Linked DNA regions of Homo sapiens: region 2 is linked to region 1. A link is a contact called in ENCODE Hi-C or POLR2A ChIA-PET data. All regions are on one chromosome and are shown on one strand. Each heading gives the region's core, a stretch centred on a gene start or an enhancer-like site at or near the end of the contact. The rest is flanking DNA. Distances are from core to core; before and after follow the strand shown.

Region 1 (6,475 bases), core at 2,665-5,164:
TATAATTTCATCCATTTTTATTTTATTTCAGTTTCTATCTCTAAAAACATAAAGGACTACCTTTTTTTTTTTTTTTTTTTTTTTGAAATGGAGTCTCACTCTGTCGCCAGGGCTGGAGTGCAGTGGCACGAACTCGGCTGACTACAACCTCTGCTTCCTGGGTTCAAGCAATTCTCCTGCCTCAGCCTCTCGAGTAGCTGGGATTACAGCCGCCTAGCACCACGCCCAGCTAATTTTTTGTATTTTCAGTAGAGACAGGGTTTCACCACATTGGCCAGGCTGGTCTCGAATTCCCGCCCACCTCGGCCTCCCAAAGTTCTGGGATTACAGGCGTGAGCCACTGCGCCTGGCCAGGACTACCTTTTTAAACAACCACTATACCATTAATATCACATTTTATAATTTTAACAATAATCAAACACAGAGACATTGTTCACATTTCCTTAATTGTCTTATGATGTCCACACATCCCAACTGGTTGATGTCTTTTTTTTCTTTTAGAGACAGAGGTCTCTCTTTGTCACCCAGGCTGGAGTGCAGGGGTGCTGTCACAACTCACTGCAGCCTCGACCTCCCCAGCTCAGGCAATCCTCCCACCTCAGCCTCCCAAGTAGCTGGGACTATAGGCATGCACCACCATGCCTGGCTAATTTTTTTTTTTTAAGATGTGGTCTCACTGGCCAGGCATGGTGGCTCATGCTTGTAATCCCAGCACTTTGGGAGGCCAAGGTGGGTGGATCACTTGAGGCCAGGAGTTTGAGATCACCCTGGCCAAAATGGTGAAACCCCGTCTCTAATAAAAATACAAAAATTAGCTGGGCGTGGTGGCATGCATCTGTAGTCCCAGCTACTTGGGAGGCTGAAACAGAGAATCACTTGAACCCTGAAGGCAGAGGTTGCAGTGAGCAGAGATCACACCACTGCACTCCAGCCTGGGCAACAAAGTAAGACTCTGTCTCAAAAAAAAAAGAAAAAAAAGAAAGAAAAAGAAAGGGGGTCTCACTATGTTACCCAGGCTGGTTTCGAACTCCTGGGCTCACACGATCCTCCTGCCTCAGCCTTTCAAAGTGCTGAGATTACAGGTGTGAGACACCACACCCGGCCTGATATGTCTTTTTAGTCCATTTAAACCTACAAGTTCCTGGTCCCTTTTTATTTTCCTTGCAGTTTACTTACTGAAGATACTGGGTCATTTGTCCTGAAGTTTCCAAAGTCTAGATGGGCTACTTTATATTCCAGTTCAATACCGAACTACCTGTAGTTCCTAAACATATCATGTTGTTACACACTTTTGTGCCCTTAGCATAGTTCCCCTCTTTCCTTCTAATATCCTCTTAGCACAGAGCTCTCTAGACACTGGGCTGTGGAAGCCCAGTGAGGACTCTATGCAGGTTTCCTCCTCCCCTACTTAGCCATACTTACCCACCACAGTTGGCTCCATTGGTACCTAGATGCATTCGGGGTTCACTTGAGGCAAGCTTGATCAGTTCATTCCACTCCTTCTGCCATTCATCTTCTGTGTATACCAGCCCTGACTGTGTGAAGGACAGGCAGGGGACATTGGGCAATTAGAGGCTGGGTTCTAAGAGGCAATACCTATTCCACCTTATTCACTGTTACTTACTCCCTAATCCCTTAGCACTTGGTTTACAAATTGTACTACAAAGTCAAATCTCTTATCTCTTTTACAGTCAAGATCCATGAACTAATAGTCTATGACTATTAAACTTCTTTATCATCCATTCTTTTTGACCTACTGCAATCTGTCCCATTTCTGCCCTCCATCCTGCTCACCCACCTGCCACATAACATTTCACCTACCTGATTTTGGCAAAGAACAATGACCTTCTAATTGCCACATTCAGTGGACCCTGGTTCCCATCTTAGCCTTCACATGGGTTATTTTCCTCTTTAAATTTTCTTTGCCATTAGCGTCCATAAAATTACTTTCTATTCCTCTAAATTCTGTCTGCCCCCAAAATACTAGTGGTGTGTCAATGATTTTCACCTTGGTTCCCTCTGGGTGATCTCTTCTACTGCCATAATCTCATCCACTACCATCTGTATGGTATATACCATCTATCTCCAGCCCAGATTTCTTAATTTCTTTTCTTTTTCTTTTCTTTCCTTTTTTTCTTTTTTTTTTTTTTGTAGACAGAGTCACCCAGGCTGGAGTGCAATGGCACAATCTCGGCTCACTGCAAACTTCACCTCCCGGGTTCAAATGCTTCTCCTGCCTCAGCCTCTCGAGTAGCTGGGATTACAGCACCCACCACCAGGCCCAGCTAATTTTTGTATTTTTAGTAGAGACGGGCTTTCCCCATGTTGGCCAGGCTGGTCTCGAACTCCTGACCTGGTGATCTGCCTGTCTCAGCCACCCAAAATGCTGGGATTACAGGCATGAGGCACTGCACTCAGCCTAGACTTCTTAATTTCTATATTCATATATCCAGCTACCTACTGGAGACTGCCACCTGCCCATGGCTACCTCAAACTCTGTAAAGTCAAAATAGAACTCCTGTTTTTTCCCAAACCCACTCTTCTTCCTATTTTCCTACCTTAGTGAATAGCACCAACTATCACCCAAACATCCAAGCTCAAAACCAAGGAATTATCTAATATTCCTTTCTTTCTTTCACCCACCCCACACCTGGATACCTTCTTTTTTTTTTTTTTTTTTTTTGAGACAGAGTCTCACTCTGTCGCCCAGGCTGGAGTACAGTGGAACGATCTCAGCTCACTGCAACCTCCACCTCCCGGGTTCAAGCAATTCTCCTGCCTCAGCCTCCCAAGTAGAAGTGCTGCATACAAAGCCTACTTTCTGGCCCCTACCCACTTCTCTAGTCAGATATATCTCACTGAATCAGCTGTAGTTCCTGAAATATACCATGTTGTTTTATACCACTGAGCTTTTGTCTAAGCTGTTCCTTCTGCCTGGAGTAGCTCACTTTCTGTCAACCTTGTGAACAATTTCTCAACTTTTAGGACAGAACTCAGGTATCATTCCTCCAAATAGTCTTCTAAATCTCCCTTGGCAGATCAACCACTCCTTCCTTTGTATCCTCTCTCCCTAACTGCTATAGAGTTGTTGTTGTTTTTTTGTTTGTTTGTTTGAGACAAAGTCTTGCTCTGTCACCCAGGATGGAGTGTGGTGGCATGATCTTGGCTCACTGCAACCTCCACCTCCCAGGTTCAAGCAATTCTCCTGCCTCAGCCTCCGGAGTAGCTGGGACTACACGTGCACACCACCATGCCTGGCTAGTTTTGTATTTTTAGTAAAGACGGGGTTTCACCATGTTGGCCAGGCTGGTCTCGAACTACCAACAGGTGATCCGCCTGCCTTGGCCTTCCAAAGTGCTGGGATTACAGGCATGAGCCACCGCATCCGGCCAGCATTAACTGCTATAGAGACGTCTATTGTAAGAGTCATACATGTTATAACCTGTTGCAATTATGTATTTACATGTCCATCTCCTCCTCTATGCTAGGATCATGTTTTATGCAATACACCCAAGGTCTATTTTGTGACTATAATCAATAAACATATGCTAAGTGAAACTACAATTTTTATCAAAGGAGAGCAGGCAATGGTACAAGCAATTTTAAAATACATTGGCTTTAGGATGTATATAATGATAAGGGAAATAAGTTTAACTTATTAATTTTATTTGGCTGACATTAGTATTAAAATGAGTCTATACGGCTTAACCGCACACTGACAGAGTAGAAGGAAATCACTGGAAACATGAGGGGTACTGGGAACAAATTTAATGGGAATTTTTTAAATGACACAGCTATTTTCAATTTGTAAAATGCTATCACAAATTTTACTTCAATTAAAAATAAAGAGAGCAATGCCCAGGTTCTATATGGAGTGCTGCAGTCACTCCAATAGACACATCCAGATCCGGCTCCCTCTTCCTGGCCGGTTTCTGCTTCCTGTTTTAATGTACACAGCCACTAGGTGGTGTACAACTTCTAGCCTTAACATTTAAGAAACTATTACTGAGCCTCACCACCAATTTCAACATAAAACAAGGAAGCCCAGGAAATCAAAACTTATTTAGTGTGGTTTTGGTACTGGGGAGCTAAAGGAAGCTTCCCCAGTTCATTATCCTCCTCCTACCATTCCCACTCCCAAGGTGGGTAATAATGCTATGAATGGTCTAAGCTAAGACAATTATGAAAGCCACATTTTCAGTATGAACTTTCACTGTGCTGAGCAAAAGGACTAAAACTATTGCTCCATTACTAGCCACTATTCTCTATGCATGTTGGGGACTTTCAGATGGAAAGGCTGACTTTGAGAGGGAAAGGCTGGCTGGCCAAGGATAGAACGTGGGTATTTCTGGGTTTCCTGGCTAAATACCATTATAATCTAACCCCATCTTTAGAATAATAACTAATTGCTTTAATAACTGGAATTGGGCACACTTAATTTTCTGGGTGTTGCTGTCATTTCTACTTAATAGTTGGCATGTTCTGGTTTGGCCTTTTCTTGCCTCTGCAGTGGTTAAGGTTCCGGTATTATCTGAACTCAACAGTGAAGAGGACAAAGCTGACTACCACAAAACTGACTACTGATTTGCTCTGGATTCTAAATTCTAGGCTAGCTCTAGCTCAGGCAAAAGCTTTCCACGAGATCCAGCCAAGCTTTTGGTGCTAAAAAAGAATGTCAAGTACTTATGTGGCCTTGCCCCTGTGGGTTTATTTCCCTCAGGAATCTTCTGGGGAAGACTGGCTGCTCAAGGAGAGGATTCTGATCTTAATATCATCTACTTTTAACAACTGGATTATTTGTTTTTGAGGAAGAAACATAGCATGTTCTACTTACATATTAAATCTTCAGGATATAAAATTCTAAATAACTAAAACAAAAAAACTCTTCTATATTGTCAAGTTATGACAGCAATAAAATGAGAAAAAAAGAAAGGTGGATGAAAAAGGAAAGTTTCTGAAGAGATATTGCCATACTAAATGCCAGAAAGATCCAGCCATAACATGGCAAAAAAAAAATAGATATACATAAAGAGCAGGAGATATAAACATAGCACAGAATCACAGGAAAAGGAAATAGGGAGCCTCATTATTTTTATGTAAAGGCATAATGTCATTATTGAAGGGAAGTAATCAGCAAACTTTTTCTGTAAAGGGCCAGGTAGTCAGTAAGTATGGGCTGTGCAGGCCACATGTTACTACTGTGCTGCTGGAGGAAGAAAGCAGTTACACGTGTAAACATCCAAGAAATGCCCAGGGCTGTATTCTGATAAAAGGTTTTTTTGTTTTTGTTTTTTTTTGTTTTTTTTTTTCTTACAAAATAGCCATAGTTTGCGCAACCCGTTTTGGAGAGGGCAAGTACAAACAATCTGTTGTTACTGCCTTATATAACAGCAGCCTCAACATTTGACAAACTCCTGAGAAGTACTGTTCAGACTCAATTAAATAGGTATGCTTTTTGTGTGTGTGTGTGATTAGAATGCTGGTTCCTTATGCTTTTTAAAATTTAAAATAAACTAAAACTGAGTATATGAAAAACAAATGGTATATATGTCCTAAAAGATTTTAACCATTCACATTTCTATAGGGGCTGAAAACATAAGTCTTTAAAAATTGATCTAGCCTTATTACAAGCAAAAAAACAAAACAATACAAAAATCCTATGGAATTGTCATAACTCATTTTGCAAAACACTGCCACTAAAAGCTATAAAGCACCTACTGGGGGAAAAGCACAATGTTAGATAACCTCTCTGTAGGTCTCATGCCCACCACCAGTTCTCATGACCACATCAGAAGGCATTTACCCCATTGGTGTTAACTGCATTTTCTCCAATTTTCAGGATCATAAGGGGAGTCACACTGACCTAAACACTTGGAAATATTTTCTACTGGCAGGCACCCAGTGACTTTGGCAGCTTGGTAACTTTAGGAAACAAGGCGCTCCCACCCACGCTCTCCCACCTCTTTATTCTGCTGTGTCTGCTGCCACCTCCAGCGCCTTTTCAACGCTTCCTTCTCAACTCCCTTCTCCATCAGTGCATACAAAGCTTTCCGCAGCATCAAGTCCCGATCATGGAAACCCCACATTCCTGTGGCAAAAAAGCATAATGGTAAGATACCTCAGCTTGACTCTGCTAATTTTTGTATTTTTAGTAGAGATGGGGTTTCACCATGTTGGCCAGGCTGGTCTCAAACCCCTGGCCTCAAGTGACCCCCCTGCCTTACCCTCCCAAAGTGCTGGGATTATAGGTGTGAGCCATGGCACCAGGCTGCAAATAATATATTAAGTTGTAAATTGACTTAATTTTTTGTTTATTTGGTTTTTTATGGGTTTTTTTGGTTGGTTTTTTTGAGACAGAGTTTCACTCTGTCCCCCAGGCTGGAGTGCCATGGTGTGTTCTTGGCTTACCGCAACTTCCGCCTCCCATGTTCAAGAGATTCTCCTGCTTCAGCCTCCCGAGTAGCTAGGATTACAG
Region 2 (6,475 bases), core at 1,619-4,118, 130 kb after region 1:
CTTTTCTAATAGTCACAAGGCTGATGGAAAATTTAATAAGAGAAACCAAAAAATTATGTAATTCAGTTAATTTCCAACAGATAAATACTACCGTGTAGCATATAACTTGCTTTGTAATTATAAGCCTCTCTGATTCTTTTTTCTCCTCTTCTCTGGTTAGTGCCCTGAAATCTCAATGTAATGTATGCCACTGTCAATCAAGTTGACAAGTCAAGTAGTTATGAGGGAAATCCTTCAAAATGAAGTCAAAGGATAAAGTGGGATCAAGGCAGACAAAAAGGTCCTGCGTCTCCAAGGACTGATACAGCTGAAAGAAAAGAAAGAACTCAGCTTGTACCTACAGGTTTCTTTTCATGAGAGAATAGATGCCTCTAGCTAGAACATGGACCTGAGCCATGAGTTGGGTCCTAAGGGCTCAAAAGTAGGCAAAATAATTACTCGCAGTAAGCCTGGTCAGATCTGGGCCAAGTCCTCAGTCAAGAACTAAGAGTCAAGCCAGGCAATCTAAATACCACTACCAAGTCTCAAGGAATGGAAGTGGATTTTTTTTAGGATTGATGCATAATGATTGTACAGATTTATGGAATACAATGTGATGTTTCAATACATGTATACATTGTGTAGTGATCAAATCAGGGTAATTAGCATATCCATCACCTTAAACATCTGTCATTTCTTTGCGATAAGAACATTTAAAAACCTCTCTTATAGCTATTTTGACATATATAATACATTATTGTTAACTCTATTCATGCTACTATGCAATAGAACACCAGAACATATTCCTGCTATCTAACTGTAGCTTTGTACCTATTAACCAATTTCTAACCACCCCTATCCTTCACCATCCCATCCTCTGGTAACTGCTATTCTGCTCTCTACTTCTATGAGTTCAATGAGAACAACTTTTTAGATTCCACATATGAGTAAGATCGTGCACTATTTGTCCTTCTGTGTCTGATTTATTTCACTTAATGTAAGTCCTCCAGGTTAATCTGTTTTGCCACAAATGACAGGATTTTGTTCTATTTCATGGCTGAATAATAAATATATATATATATATATATATGCTGCTATTTTCTTTTCCCTTTTTTCTTTTTTTTTTTTTTTGAGACAGGGTTTGGCTCTATCGCCCAGGCTAGAGGGTAGTGGTGCAATCTTGGCTCACTACAACTTCTGCCTCCCAGGCTCAAGCTACTCTCCCACCTCAGCCTCCCCAGTAGCTGGGACTACAGGTATACACTGCCATGCCCAGCTAATTTTTGTATTTTTGTAGAGACAGAATTTCACCATGTTGTCCAGGCTGGTCCCCAGCTCCTGAGCTCAAGCAGTCCACCTGCATCGGCCTCCCAAAGTGCTGGGATTATAGACCTGAGCCACCGTGCCCGACCTAAATACTGCTTTTCTTGGTCCATTCATCTGTTGATGGACATTTAGGTTGATTTTATATCTTGGCTATTTTGAATAGTGCTGCAGTAAACATAGGAGTGCAGATAGCTCTTCAACATACTGATTTCATTTCCTTTGGATATATACCAAGTAGTTAGATTGCTAAATCATATAGTAGTTCTATTTTTAATTTTTTAAGGAATCTTCATACTATTTTCCATAATGGCTGTACTAATTTACATTCCCACCAGTTGTGTGTAAGGGTTCTTATTTCTCCACGTCATCATCAACAACACTTACTATCTCTAATAAGAAACAGCCAAGAGTCAAGATCCAAGTGAAGGTAAATAGAAAAGGGCAGAGACTGATTACTGCAAATAGTCTTTGACTGTCATCATACCAGTTTTGTGAATTTATAGTTACTTGGATTTCTCAGATTTGCTTAAAAGTACAGAGACAGATCAGCCAGAAAAGGTGGTAAGAGAGTGACTGCAAGGGCAGGAAATGAGACATTGTGCCTATAAGAAAAGTAACAACAGAAATCCCAAATGGGATTTCTTTTCTTTTTAAAAAAATTTTTTAAAATTTTTATTTATTTATTTGAGACAGTTTCACTCTGTCGCCCAGGCTGGAGTACTGTGGCACGTAATCTCGGCTCACTGCAACCTCCGCCTCCCAGGTTCAAGCAATTCTCCTGCCTCAGCCTCTTGAGTAGCTGAGACTACAGGCACCCGCCACTACATCCTGCTAATTTTTTGTATTTTTAGTAGAGAGGGAGTTTCACCATGTTGGCCAGGCTGGTCTCGAACTCCTGACCTCAAGTGATCCACCTACCTCGACCTCACAAATTGTTGGGATTACAGGTGTAAGCCATGGCACCCGGCCCCCAACAGGATTTCTTAATGTTTTAAACTTACGCTGTTGATTGAGATACATACATAATTTGTACCTGAAATTTCTTCATATTATAGTAGAAAATAGTGGAACATTTGAACAGATACCCTAAATGGGCTGTATTCCGTGGCTGCTCTAGGGGAAAGATCCCATGAAAGGAAAAAAATAAGAAAAATCTTACGAATTTGGGATCGAAATCTACAGAAGAGAAGTTTCTCCCTTTTTGATCCCTTAAGGATGATGGTAGTGAAATAGTAACCCAAAAAATCAACAATAGAAATCTCTTTCAGAGAACTCTGTACTTGAAAGCTACATGGGAGGTTCCCCATTATCATCATAGTCCCTAGTCAGTGTGAACAGAAGAGCTCTTAGACATTGGACATGGTTGTTGTCAGGTACAAAAGAGATAATGTACGTGAAAGCATTTTGTAAGTTGTAAAGTAATCATATAGTTGATAGTTATGTCCTCAGAATTCAGTGCCCTTCAAGGCTCTTGCCAGCCTTTCAAACCAAGCCATTTCTTCCTCTGATTTCCATATTTATTTTGATAGTGCCACTGCTTTTGGTCTCTCACACTGGTTCCAATACTTACTGATTCTTCAGGACCTTTGGCAAGTGTCACCTCTGTGAAGTCTTTCCTAATTTCTCAACAACCCAATATACTTTCTCTTCCCCTTTCTCTCCCCTTCCTCTTTTGCACTGATTTTCAGCTTTTGCTTTTTGTTTTGTTTTTTGCATACATGTTTCTGTTATAACACCACATATTTGTTCCTGAAAAACCTCATATTCTATAAAAACATGCACTAAAAAAAGGGTTATGAGAATATAGGGTTATAAGCAGACCACTTAAAATCTACATGACTATAGAAAGAAAGAAAACATTCATATAATTTTTAAATCAGAGCCCTAATAAAAATAGTAACAATTATAATAAAAATACTAGCATGGTTAAATCTCCACCGGCATTTGCACCTAGAAATAGAGCCAGTCCATCCTCTGCAGCCTTATTCCTGGGGCTCATGTTTTCTTCAAATTATAAGGTCTTGAAAATACTCACTTCTCATAAAGACTACTTTGTCAAAATTAAAAATACCATATGGAGACAGCTTTCTTCATCAATCAGTGTTTGATTGTTATTTTGTTTTGTTTTGCTTTTTTACACAGTGCAATATATTTGCATCCTTTTTATTTGCACTTGCCCTTTCCCCATATAGCATAACACAGTGGAAAGTGCAACAGTTCTTGAAGCTACAAAACCAGATACTTCTTGCAGAACACACTTCTGTAGGATTATCATCTTTTTTTCTTAAGGTATTGGTAAGGCTTCCCCTTTAATCATAAGAAAGCCTATCCATTCTGGAAAAATTACATGTGAACCAATATGCCTTCTGTGTTAAACTGACACCATTTCCATATTTATCCATCTCACAGAACTAAAGTACATTAAAGAAACATGTATATAGCAGAATAAATTATATTACTTTGATCATCCTTCACCCCATTGACTGTGAACTCACTGGGGACAGGAATTGTCTTTAACTTATCTGTGTGCCTGCAACAGTGCATGACATACTGCCTTATGGGGACTCAAAAGTATTTGTTGACTTGAATTAAATTATTTGTTCTGCTGCATAATAAATATAAATCTATACTATATGGAAGGTCCTGAATATGAGGATTAAAAAATGTAAACATGGCTTCTCCTGGCCCCCTTTCCTATCGGTACCTGCCTCTTAAAATCATTAAGTACTAAATCTAGAGATTACATGCTATTACATACTCATCTCTGTCAACCATGTTGAGACATGTTCTGATGCTTCTTAGAGATCAAGCCCAGTCTGTGTAAAATTCTACCAACTTGTCTCCATTTCACTGGTCAATCATTAATACTAAGAGAAAGCAGTAGGTTTTGCAAATCAACTAGTCAGTTTTGTTGTGCCGTATTGATTCAAGTCGTGGAAATAGTAAGTGTTCTTTCAGCAAGGAAATTACAACTTCAGCTATTGGAAAAGAAAAGTGGAACTATCCATTATTAAATTCATTTTTGTCCTAAAGCAATTACAATGGAAATATATTTCCTTATTTAATTCTTACCTTGGACAAAAGGCATTTAATTTTCTATAGTTGAGACAGTTGCTAAATGTATGACTTATAATTGTCATAGTAGTGATGTATCACTACCATTCAATAATTATTAGATCTAAGGCATTGTACAACAGATGACTCAAGTGAAAGGGGGATAAATATAAGTTCTATCTTTCTTCAGAATATAAAAAGGCTTCTGCAGAACCCCAAAGTGACAGAGTTTGATGCTGCCCGCCTGGTGATGCTTTATGCTTTACATTATGAGCGACACAGCAGCAATAGCCTGCCAGGACTAATGATGGACCTCAGGAATAAAGGTGTTTCTGAGAAGTATCGAAAGGTAACCAGTTTCCATATTAGCCCACCAAACAGGAACCAACTCTGTTATTATATTCTTAGCTCTAACGAATGATAAATCATACTATTTTTATTTACAGAAATGTATAATTCTGTCTTTTCATTTTTGTTTCCTTAATAAAATTATTTTCTTATGAAATGGGCTTCCTGATGCCTAAGCAATCAAAATTTGCTTCTCTTTCTTAATAGCTCGTGTCTGCAGTTGTTGAATATGGTGGTAAACGAGTCAGAGGAAGTGACCTCTTCAGCCCCAAAGATGCTGTGGCTATCACCAAACAATTCCTCAAAGGACTGAAGGTATAGACATCTCCTCTATGCTCTCCTGAGTGAGAACAGTTGAAGTCCTTGAGGCTGAGAGTGAATGAATATGATCTTCAAAGTATCTTGAAGATTGCTGCTAATTTAGTACTGTGTCAGTTAAATGAAATTAAAACTGGCATCCTCTTGAAAGCTTTTTCTTTTAGTGCTTTCTGTCTTAGAGCCGTATCAACATTGGACCAAATAGCTTAGCAGGAAATAACTGGAGGTATTTCCAGGAAATAAGAAGAAAAAGACCAACAGTTCTGTTAGTCACAGATATTTTACACCATTTGTTTATAATTAAAGATTTTTTAGGTAGTTTCTCTTTGAAGGAAATTAAAGATGAAGCAAACTTTTGATCTTTTAAAAATACTAACCTGTTTTCTTAAAATACTCAAAAATTAATTCTAATCTGCTAGCCTTTCTTTTTTTTTTTTTTTTTTTTTTGAGACGGAGTCTCGCTCTGTCTCCCAGGCTGGAGTGCAGTGGCGTGATCTCGGCTCACTGCAAGCTCTGCCTCCCGGGTTTTACGCCATTCTCCTGCCTCAGCCTCTCGAGTAGCTGGGACTACAGGCATACACCACCTACACCCGGCTAATTTTTTTTTGTATTTTTAGTAGAGATGGGGTTTCACCGTGTTAGCCAGGATGGTCTCGAACTCCTGACCTTGTGATCTGCCCGCCTCGGCCTCCCAAAGTGCTGGGATTACAGGCGTGAGCCACCGCGCCCGGCAGCCTTTCTTATGTTTCCTGAAGTTTTTCTATTTTCCTGGGTATTTTCAGTCTTTTTTATACATAATCCTTTCCTTTTATTTGCTCTACCTATCATTTAACATTTCACAAAAGGGTGAGAGACAGTGAAGACATGATTAAGGATTTAAGCAATTCCATTTTTAAAAAATCCTTTACAATAACTAGCCCTAAATTACAGAGTAATTTTTATGAGATTAGAACATTTCTAGCTGATTAAAATAATTTTTAAATTTCCCACAGTTACGTAAATCTATCCCATGAAATCTCTATTGAGTGTATGTCCTTTTCTGATATGAATATTATTAATTCTTGTGTTGCCAATTTCCCAAAAATGACATAAGAACCATTTTCCCCTGTTTTAGGGAGTAGAAAATGTATATACACAGCATCAACCTTTCCTACATGAAACCCTGGATCATCTCATCAAAGGAAGGCTTAAGGAAAACCTATATCCTTATTTAGGCCCCAGCACACTCAGAGACAGGTAAGCTAACAAAGATATTAATAATAAAAGCCAGAAATACTGAACAAACAGAAAATTTAGAGTAATGTTAAGGACTAAAGCTGAGGTTATAGCATTCTGCTGCTCCTTTCTTCTGTTAAGATTCTTTTGGTTTTACATATGTCAGCATTAGATATGAATTCCCCTGCTAAGTCTGAAACATTTATTTCTTTTGTACTAAAGAAACAAGTGTTTT

The links. A loop is a pair of places that touch in the nucleus more often than their neighbours do. ChIA-PET counts read pairs that join two places held with the same protein, here RNA polymerase II (POLR2A). Pooled maps may share reads with other maps.
Region 2: a loop to region 1 is called in a pooled map, with 2.2 times the contacts of the local background. The contact joins two enhancer-like sites. A Hi-C loop is called at or near these places in 1 of 50 pooled maps. POLR2A ChIA-PET finds 5 or more read pairs at or near these places in 2 of 52 experiments (PC-9 and WTC11).

Annotation. Positions count from the first base shown.
Region 1 is chr1:149,958,262-149,964,736 of GRCh38, forward strand. OTUD7B (OTU deubiquitinase 7B) reads right to left here. Exons shown (of 12, transcript NM_020205.4): 6 at 5,961-6,088; 7 at 1,423-1,535. Among named protein-coding and RNA genes, the nearest start is that of MTMR11, 25 kb to the left of the region's middle. Within about 2 kb of position 3,915, at least 3 of the 41 ENCODE cell types and tissues checked have a DNase peak (open chromatin) inside an H3K27ac peak, as active enhancers do.
Region 2 is chr1:150,087,388-150,093,862 of GRCh38, forward strand. It overlaps VPS45 (vacuolar protein sorting 45 homolog), which reads left to right. Exons shown (of 15, transcript NM_007259.5): 11 at 4,550-4,708; 12 at 4,915-5,022; 13 at 6,140-6,261. Among named protein-coding and RNA genes, the nearest start is that of VPS45, 23 kb to the left of the region's middle. Within about 2 kb of position 2,869, at least 4 of the 41 ENCODE cell types and tissues checked have a DNase peak (open chromatin) inside an H3K27ac peak, as active enhancers do.